Regions from separate parts of the Homo sapiens genome. Here region 2 is linked to region 1. Evidence: read pairs that join two places in POLR2A ChIA-PET (ENCODE). Cell type or tissue: GM12878. All regions are shown on one strand.

Region 1 (5,000 bases):
TTGGCTAATAAATAAAATTATGCTTTCTCCTGAATGTCAATAATACAAAATCAAATTCCATGTGAATTAGTTAAATCATTACAAAAATAAAAGTTTAGAGAAAAAACTATTTTATTTTACTACTTTATGAATGGAAAAGTACTTCTAAGAATGGAAGTGGTGTCGGAAATCACAAAGGGAAAATCTAGATTTGATTATAGAGGAAAACAAAACACTGTTTATTAATGAAACATCATAACAAAATTTAAAAGGCAATACAAGAATGAGAGAAAATATAAAACAGAGGGATAATATCTTTAATAGGCAAAGACATATGTAAAAACGAAGCAGAAAAGTAGGTGTATGAATGACAATTCATAGATGAGGAAATTCAAGAGCCAATAAATGCATAGAACACTTTCACCACTAATAAAAGAAATGCAATAAGTATCTGCATATGATACATAATGTTGCAGATGTTTGTAATTTACATAAAAGATACTGAACTAGGGCTGGGCTCAGTGGCTTATGCCTGTAATCCTAGCACTTTGGGAGGCTGAGGTAGGCGGATCGCTTGAGGCCAGGAGTTCAAGACCAACACGGCCAATGTGGCGAAACCCCGTCTCTACTGAAAAATACAAAATTAGCTGGGTGTGATGGTGGGTGCTTGTAGTCTCAGCTACTTGGGAGGCTGAAGCAAGAGAATTGCTTGAATCCAGGAGGAGGAGGTTGCAGTGAGCCCAGATCATGCCACTACACTCCAGCCTGGGTGACAGAGTGAGGCACTGTCTCAAAAAAAAAAAAAAAAAAAAAAAAGATACTGAACTAGGCACTTGACATCCAAGATGTCCACTTGGCCCTTTTCTAAGTGTACTTCACTTTGTTTTCATTCCTCCTCTAAAGCTTTTTAACAAACTGTCACTCGTGTTCTAAAAACAAACAAATGTCTTTCATCTCATTTTTTACTCAGCATTATCTATCAAAGGGACTGGATGTCCCATCTAGTTTGTACTTTAGTTTCTAGCTCATTACATAGGAAATGCAAATAAAAAACACAATGAGATACCACTTCACACCCACTAAGATGGCCATAACTTATTTTTTTTAAAAAAAGGAAAAGGAAAATAATAAGTGTTGGTGAGGAAGTGGACAGAAATTGGAATTCTCATACATTGCTGGTGGGAATGTGGAATGGTTCAACTGCTGTGGAAAACAGTTTGTCTGTTCCTCAAAAAGCTAAACATAGAATTAACATATGACCCAGCAGTTCCACTCCTAGATATATACCCAAGAGAATGCAAAATAGGCATTCAAACAAATACAGGTACACAAACATTCATAGCAGCACTATTCCCAATAGCCAAAAGTCAGAAACAACCCAAAGTCCATCAATGAATGAGTGGATAAATAAATTGTGCTATAAACACATAATACAATTTTATTTGGCCATAAAAATGAAGTGTTGATACATGCTACTATGTAAATAAATCTCAAAAACTTGTACTAAGTGAAAGAAGCCAGACACAAAAGGTCTCATACAATTCAATTTATATAAAATAGCAAGAATAGATAAATCCATAGAGACAGAAAGCAGATTGGTGGTTGCTGGGGGCTGGAGGAAGGAAGGAATGGAGAGTATCTGCTTAATGGGATGGGGTTTCCTTTTAGAGGAGAACATTTTTTTTGGAACTTTAAATAAAGGTGGTGGTTATGCAACATTGTTAACAATACTAAGTGGCACTGAACTTCTCACTTTAAAATAGTTAATTTTATGTTATGTGAAGTTTACCTCAATAAAAAAATTCTTAAAAAAAAAAACTCAGTGATATCCAACCATTAAAAAATATAAGTTACATAGCTCGTATATAATCAACTTACTTATTACTGCACTATGAGGGGCACCCAGATATGTAAGACAGAGTCCCAACCTTTGGTTGTTGGAGGACTATCTAAGGATACAGAGATTAATAAAAATAAAAGAACTACCACGAAAGAAGTGCCCTCCAAGTACAAAGAGAGTTCAAATATGTACATCTGGTTGCGGAGAAAGGAAAAACTTCTCAAAGAAGAATTTGAAGTGAGCTTTAAGGGTTGAATGGAATTTTTACTGTTAGAGGTAGAGAAATACAATATCATAAAGAAAGATGTGATCCCTACAAGAGGATTACGTGGTAAGTTGAAAGACATTAAACAGTCCAACCTGGTCATTGTCAAAACTATATACGTTGGGCACAGAACTGAAGACCAGGTGTCAAAGGAGGATGGCTCTGTCCCCTTTGTGTCCCCAGTGCCTAAAGCAGTGTTTGGTGCATGCTTGGTGATTGGTAAATGTCAAAGAAAAAGATAAAAGATAAAATATAGCCGGGCGCGGTGGCTCAAGCCTGTAATCCCAGCACTTTGGGAGGCCGAGGCGGGTGGATCACGAGGTCAGGAGATCGACACCATCCTGGCTAACACGGTGAAACCCCGTCTCTACTAAAAATACAAAAAATTAGCCGGGCGTGGTGGCGGGCGCCTGTAGTCCCAGCTACTCGGGAGGCTGAGGCAGGAGAATGGCGTGAACCCGGGAGGCGGAGCTTGCAGTGAGCCGAGATCGAGCCACTGCACTCCAGCCTGGGCGACAGAGAGCCAGACTGCGTCTCAGAAAAAAAAAAAAAAAAAAGATAAAATATAAATGTACATTTTACAACCTTTTTTATAAGGCTAAGCACCAGGAAATCTATAAAATAGTAGCAATATCTAGCACCATTTATTACCACTGAGGCAGCGGGTTAAGGAATGTATTCGCAGTGTCAGGAAAGCACAGGGTCGCCAGAGTGAATTGCATGTGGAATTCTAGAAGAACTTTGCTTGCCATCCTATGGGATTTGGACTGCAATTTTAATACAACAGGGAATCATTATGGTCTATTTTCTCAAGATTCTGATTAAGTAGCATAAGCGAGTGTGGAGCATCATGAATTCATGCTGGCAAATCATGAGGGCAGACAGGTAAAGAATCTGCCCTCATCTTTGCACTTGGCTTTCTAGGCCCATCCTCTTGGAGCTGTAGTGGGGATCTGGGGACACAGGAAGAGGGAAATGGCCGAGTGCACGGTAAGTGCACCCTTTATGGCGATGAGAACCTGCCACAGAACAGAATGCTGTTGGCTCTGTTGTGCCTGATGAAGAAAAGGAAAGGGTGGTCAGCACAGAACCTGGGGCCAGATTCCATGCAGCACTCTGCAACTACAAAGCAGCTCGACGCTGCCGCTGCCTCGGTGCCTTCTTCATTCACCTCCACAAAACTCTTGTGCACGAACTTGGACAGACACAGGTCTCTCTCCGCTGACATTGCCGACAAGTCAGCCTTGCCCTGTTGGAAGGCATCAACAATTCCCAAATGCCGAAGCACAGATTCCATGTCATAATCCTCTTGTAGTTTAAATTTTGGAAGGAGAACTTCAACCTCAGTACTCTTCATACAGTCTGGCTTGGTCCAGGCTGTGAGTTTCTCAAAAGTGAGACTTTTTTCCACCTGAAAGACCAGAATTAGACTTTAAGATTCCGACTTCAGTGCACATGTACAAGCGCACAGGCACTCACAGTTCCCTTCCTCCCCTTGCACGTAGGTGTTGTTTGTTCACATAGGATCAGTGGCCCCTTCATCTGCCAGAAGCTTGTGAGCACTCTTACTTGTCCTATGTCCCATGTGCCACTTCCTTGACAAGGGGGAGAGACACCAAGCAGTCAGAGGCAGGAAGGCTGTGGCTGTCCTCTCCTTATCCAACAACTCCAGAGACATCTTGTATTGTGACAAGTGTCAATGCCCAGGCGACTGTGTTTTTTTTTCAAACATAGTCTTTTTAAAGACAACAAACCATTGCTAGTAAAGAAAAGGATTGGAAACGAAAGGGCTCTCAGTGTGAGCCACTCCAACAGGATTATCTGTCCCAGGTGAGATTCTGCATAGTTTCCGGAGCAGAGAGGTTACCAGAGGATTATCTGCCCCAGAGAGATTCTGCATAGTTTCCGGAGCATAGTTTCAGGAAGGTGGGCAGAGGGAGAGCCAATGGCTGCTGCGCACACAGACCTCTTAAGTCATGGGGTCCCACTGCCTGCCATTTGCCATGGTTGACTCTCTCACCCTGGAGATCCATGCTGAAAGGAAGCCGAGTGCCTGGATGTGCCCTCAGAGGCTGCCTCTGGTCCCACCCTCTGAGAACTGGACTTCACACCTCCCTGGATGCCCCCTCCCAGCCTTGTTAGGTCAAAGTTAAGACTTCCTCATTCTCTATTTCAGGTTCCTAGACTTTAAAAGCATAATGCTAAGAATGATGATTGTAATAATGGATCACATTTGTAGAGCATTTACTAGTTGCCAGGCAATGTGGTAAGCTTGTTACCTGAATTACCCACATTTTATCCTCATCATAACTCTAGGAGGCAATAACCCCGAGCAGTCATTTATGCTTTTAGAGTTAAAAGTCTGCCATTCATCAAACTAGCAGGATTTTTATAAGCTTCCTCCTACCTGATTTATTTTAAAAGGCATTTTAACCGCCGCCCACTCCTTCTAGCGATGAAAAAACAGAGGACTGAGATGTGTAGTTTGGCAGATCACGCAGACAATATTGGGAAAAGTCAGCCTTGAACAAAAGTTCGATCCCAACGCCAAGTGCCTGCACAGTGTGCGTCTGCCGCATCGCCAACTCAGAAGGTGAATATGAGAGGTGGAAGTGGCACTCGAGTTCTGCCCGCAAAGGTGTCCCTGGGTTCTTCCCGCAGCCCGGGTCTTACCGTGCTGAGCTCCACGCCGTCGTCAGGCAGCAGCACCAGCAGGCTCAGCTCCTTCCTGGCGTAGGGCAGCTCCAGCAGCTGCGCGCGCACCTCGCCCACGTGGGCGAGCTTAAACGTGGCCTCCTGATACATCATCTGCACTGGCCTTTGCTCCTCCTGGGGGAAGGATTATTGAAAGACGCAATTAAAACTTTCAAAAGAGCTGCAGTTGCCTCCAAGAGTGTTTTCAGCACCTGTGATGGA
Region 2 (5,000 bases), 1.1 Mb before region 1:
TTCTTATCCCAAATATATAAAAATCATATGGAACCTCTGAAAAGGAGACAGATGGTCCATTCTAGATTAAATGTATTTAAAAGTTAATTTACAGGGGTGAGCCACTGCACCTGGACGATGATATCCTAAGTAATCTAAAATGAGGCTGGGGTCAAGGTGCGGTGGCTCACCCCTGTAATCCCAGCACTTTGGGAGGCTGAGGTGGGGTGGGTGATTACTTGAGCCCAGGAGTTTGAGACCAGCCTGGGAAACATAGCGAAGCCCCATCTCTACAAAACAAAAACAAAAACACAAAAATTAGCCAGGCATGGTGGCGCATGCCTGTAGTCCCAGCTACTCTGGAGGCTGAGGTGGGAGGATCACTTGAGTCCGGGAGGCAGAGGTTACAGTGAGCTGAGACAGCACTACTGCACTCTTGCCAAGGTGACACAGTCAGACTCCGTCTCAAAAATAATAACAATCATCATCATCATCAAAAATGAATGTATTTTCATACATAGACTTCTACATGCTACCAAAGACTCTGAGGTACAGATTTTTTGTTTTTTAAGGAATTCCCAGTTATATCTAAAACCCACAAGGCATCAAAATTACACTAATGCATACAACACTAGTCTAATGGCTAAAATGACTGTGTGGAGTCTACTGATCTTCCTTCTGAATATTCATCCCTTTTCCCATATATCTGTATATATACATACAGATATATGATGCATATATGCATATATTTCTCTTAAATCATTTATTAGGAAGAGTATCTATGCGTGCCTCATAAACTGTATTTCCTTATTGGGGAAAAATTAAAAGGTGAATGAAACATTACAGATTTTAAAATGATAATCAAACAATGAGAAATGGGCAAATCAGGAGGAAATATGCTTTGAATGCAAATAAAATTTAAAGATTAGTTCAAAACAGAAAGTTCACATGAAATGCTTCAATGGTATAATAAGCTTTGCAATTTAAAGAACTTGTAAATAAATGTTCTTATTCTGAAAGCAGTTCATTCACATTAACAGTCATCCACATTTCAGTGTACTCAATTTAAACATCTCCTTAATTTTAAAATATTCAAGAAACATTTGCAACAGGACCCTAAATAAGCACTCAGATGAATGCTAATAATTTATCCGAAATATATAATCTGCATAGTCACAGTGACCCAATAAACAGTGAGGCCAGAGATGGGGGGAAGGCGGGGACTGGCCAGTTCTCTTCTCTCTACAAACTCCACCAAATTAGCAGGATGCCTGTATCGGAAGAGAAAGTGGTAACCAGAGGTGTGGCTTCAGCGGAAAGAGTTCTTCTCCCCATGTAAGCACAGGGTTGTGTATGCTTCTCTATTCAACAACCCCACAGGACCTGGAGGGCTCTGCAGCTGTGAACTGTGGACAGGGCTCTGGGGAAGAGATCCTGGAATGCTGGCTCTGGAAGTCCACCCAGCCTCATAGTTCCTCCTTGTAGGCTTACCGAGATCTGGGATCTGTAGTCATTAAATCTTAGGCAGGAAGACATGTAGGAAAAAAAATCTATGTAAGAAAAAGTATGAAACTTGTCATTTTTCAGTATGATAGATCTTCAAAAAATAGGATAAAAAGTGAAGCTGGTCCAGGTTATAGACTACTCTTAGTGTATTTTCAGACCCTTGTGGCACTTTTAAAAAATACAAATTCTCAGGCCTCACGCCTGCAGACTGCAATTAGGTATACTGGAGAGGGGCCCAGGAAACTCTAATTTTATAAAGCTCCCCAAATGCTCATAATGATCAAGTCATGTTTGGGAGCTCAGATTTGATGCTGTTTTGGAAAATTTCCTTGGGATAATATGACTTCAAATCACAACCCTCAAAATTTATTTCAATCTTCTAATATTGAACTTCTACATACACTTGCTCCATTAGCAACATAATAATTCACTGACCCTCTCGCTTCAGTTAAAAATAACAATCATAAAATATTAATTTGCTGTGTTTTCCATTCAAATGCTCACTTTGTTTTAGTAGCGAAAAACTTGAGGAAGCAGAGAACAAGCTTCTTCCTTCCTCTGCACTTAGGAAAGATGTAGCTCCTTCAAACTGTAGTGATGTTTGATACGCTCATCAGATGCTTTACCCATTCCCTTACAGTAAGTCAGTAAAAAAGTGATCTGATTCAGTGAGGAATGTTTATTCAAATGGCTCAAAAATGTAGGAAGAATGGTGTTACTATATGCCCAACAAATGATCCTTAGATCATGACTGCTGTGTGCTCAAGCAGGGATCCCTAAACCCCAGGCCAGGGACCAGTACCAGTATATGGCCTGTTAGGAACTGGGCCGCAAAGCAGGAGGTGAGCAGCCTGCAAGCGAGCATTACTGCCTGAGCTCTGCCTCCTGACAGATTAGCCAAGGCATCAGATTCTCACAGGAGCGTGAACCCTACTGTGAACTGCACGTGCGAGGGATCCAGGTGGCACACTCCTTATGAAACTCTAATGCTTGATGATCTGAGGTGAAACAGTTTTGTCATGAAAGCGTCCCCACCCCCCAGTCAGTGGAAAAATTGTCATTTAAATGTTATAGCTGGCCTGCTATAAGCACAGGTGTATCTGGTAAACTCCACATGTTAAAAAGGTAAAAAGAACTCTCTCACTTCCTTCTTGAGCTTAGGTCATAAATATTTTAATAGACTTGTGTCCACCTATGCTGACTTTCTATGAAACTGAAAGCTCCTCTCAAGTAAGTGTTTTGTGATGTTTTGATTTGTACAATGAAAAGCACAGTGGCAAGTATATGTCAGTACTATCATCATCATCAGAGTTACTAACATTTTAAAATAGTCACAGTCCAAAGCTACACACATTAATGTGTTTAATTTCCCACTGGAATCCTATGAGGTAAGTATGAATATTATCTTCATTTTACATAGAGAGAAACTGAGGCAGAAAGAACTTAATAGACTTGGCCAGCATTTCACAGCTAGGATGTGTGGCAGAGCCGGTATCTGAACCCAGGAAGCTCAGAAATTATGTTCCAAGGGACACCATTCACATAAATACAAGGGAAGGTGTGCATTTGTGGACCCCAATGGGCACAGCTTGGAGTGTCCTCTATAATTACCAGATCCCATGCCTTGGCATATACCAGGACAGGTTTGCTAACAAGTCAAGGCATCTGCACTTTGATAACAGACACTTTGATGTCTCTGTTTGTTTCAGTTTTGTCTCTGACTCATTTTTCAGTTCTAATGCTAGGAATGTCACATAGTTATTTCCTGGTTTTATATATTCAAAAGTACTCCTGGAAAACATCTTCCTGCAATTCTTGAACAAAGGAGTCAAAGGACACAAAGTTTTCACATTTTTCCAGTTTTGGTTTCGATCTCAGTTTGTACCAGCTTCAGAAAAGCACTCATTCCAAAGTTCTAGAAATTTCATTAACTGTGACTGCACTCTGAAGAACAACCTTGCTTAAATTTTGATGTATAAATTTACTTCTAATTACAGAGCACACACACACACACACACACACACACACACACACACACACACACACTCCTGTCTTAAAAGTTTTAAGAATTTAAAAGCTATCATTGCAAGATGCAACTCCACACTGTGGTATGATTTTCATATAAGTCACTGTAGTGGATAATTTTAAAAGAAACCAGATTTTTAAAGAAATATTAAGAAACTGTTTCTGTACTTAGTTCTCAGATAAGAGCAGAACCTGTAGAACCACTGAGTCTTGTGCAAACCTTTTGTGTGGGTGGGTCTGGAAGAGCATCCAGGCTTTCTCGTAGCTGGAATGTGAGTGAGGCCCATGTGGAGGTAGAAGCGTGAGGCTCCTTTGGATCAGAAGGCTCTGTAATTCTGCCTAAAGCCAGCCACCCGCTGAATCTCCAAGAGAAGGCAGAAGCCATCCCTTCTCTTGGCGTATTACTTGTTTGGGAGTCCTCCAAGCGAATGTCCCCTAAATGTCAAACAGAACCGAGCACTGTAAAGTTCTGTTTTGCCAGTGCCTCCCTTGCAATCAGATCCCATTTTCTGGTTTTGGCATCGCATACTGTTGGAGAATACGAGACAGCTTTGTTGACACCTACACCGGGTGTGTGAACTGCAGGCTATGACACACTGGTGGCAACACAAACCTGTATCTTGCTTGCTTCAAAACATACTTCTTCCTTATGGAAAGTACTGGAACACAAATAACTTAAAAATCCCCCAACTTACTTCTGTCAAACATAGGGTGTTCTGGGCCTGGTCCATACTTCACCAGCCAGCAAAGAGGCATTTTGATCACTAAGACTTGTTTTCAAATAGGAACTTTCAAACCTTTACTCCTACCGATCCCTAGGATATCGTGTAGGTCAAAGATTAGCGAGGGAAGGGACTGGAGCCAGGGATCTGGGCTGGAGGTGGAGTAAGAGTGGAGAACTGGCCGTGACGAGGGTGGAGGGTGCGGGTGGTGAGGGGAGGCAGCTAGTTCTGTGCTTCCCGCTGGCAAAGAGTCCCCCGCTCCCTCCTTCTTTTCCCCTCAATGTTCAGATAATAAAAAACAGTCTCTTTAAAACATCCAATTTATTATGGATTTAATCTCTAACGATGATATGCTGGAGTGGATGGCATATATCTAAGAAAGCTCAAGCCTTGGCAACACGGTGCCTTTTGACTCCCAGCCACCTGCCTTTGGTCTAGTTTTCTTTTTCAAGTTGTGATACCTCTGATGGGAATAATTTTTAAATGGGAAAACTGTGATCAAGATATACTTTTAAGTCTGAAGGTCTTCATTATTATCGAAATAGGTGAAAGAAGACGAGAAAATAGGGCTGTGCTTTTCCTTCCCTACTTTCTAGTCACATTCTAGAATAACAGAAGTCAGGAAAGAAGGAAGGCAAAGCAAGGAAATCAAGAGAAATTGGCTGAGGGGCTGGGGAGGGAGGGAGAATTAAAACTGGAGGGAGACTCCAGAGAAGATGACTCTTGATATATGCATATGCTACCCATTTAATGCTGTATGTTGCCACT

Evidence for each region. ChIA-PET counts read pairs that join two places held together with the same protein. Peaks named below come from ENCODE experiments on the same cell type or tissue, not always from the same donor. Only the 100,000 strongest peaks of a DNase experiment are listed, where the experiment ranks them.
Region 2: POLR2A ChIA-PET joins it to region 1 with 7 read pairs; 1 of 35 experiments calls an interaction of 5 or more read pairs at or near these places.

What each region holds. Positions count from the first base shown.
Region 1 is chr6:2,887,076-2,892,075 of GRCh38, forward strand. It overlaps SERPINB9 (serpin family B member 9), which reads right to left. Exons shown (of 7, transcript NM_004155.6): 6 at 4,758-4,913; 7 at 195-3,495. The coding sequence ends at 3,088. The region is part of intron 2 of SERPINB9-AS1 (SERPINB9 antisense RNA 1); the gene reads left to right. Among named protein-coding and RNA genes, the nearest start is that of SERPINB9-AS1, 5.6 kb to the left of the region's middle. RefSeq lists a silencer at 457-657. In GM12878, no CTCF peak of the experiment used is centred here; a DNase peak (open chromatin) is centred at 4,906; H3K4me3 peaks cover 444 bases.
Region 2 is chr6:1,794,754-1,799,753 of GRCh38, forward strand. The region is part of intron 7 of GMDS (GDP-mannose 4,6-dehydratase); the gene reads right to left. Among named protein-coding and RNA genes, the nearest start is that of FOXC1, 190 kb to the left of the region's middle. RefSeq lists an enhancer at 2,452-2,631. In GM12878, no CTCF peak of the experiment used is centred here; DNase peaks (open chromatin) are centred at 2,381 and 2,657; H3K27ac peaks cover 876 bases.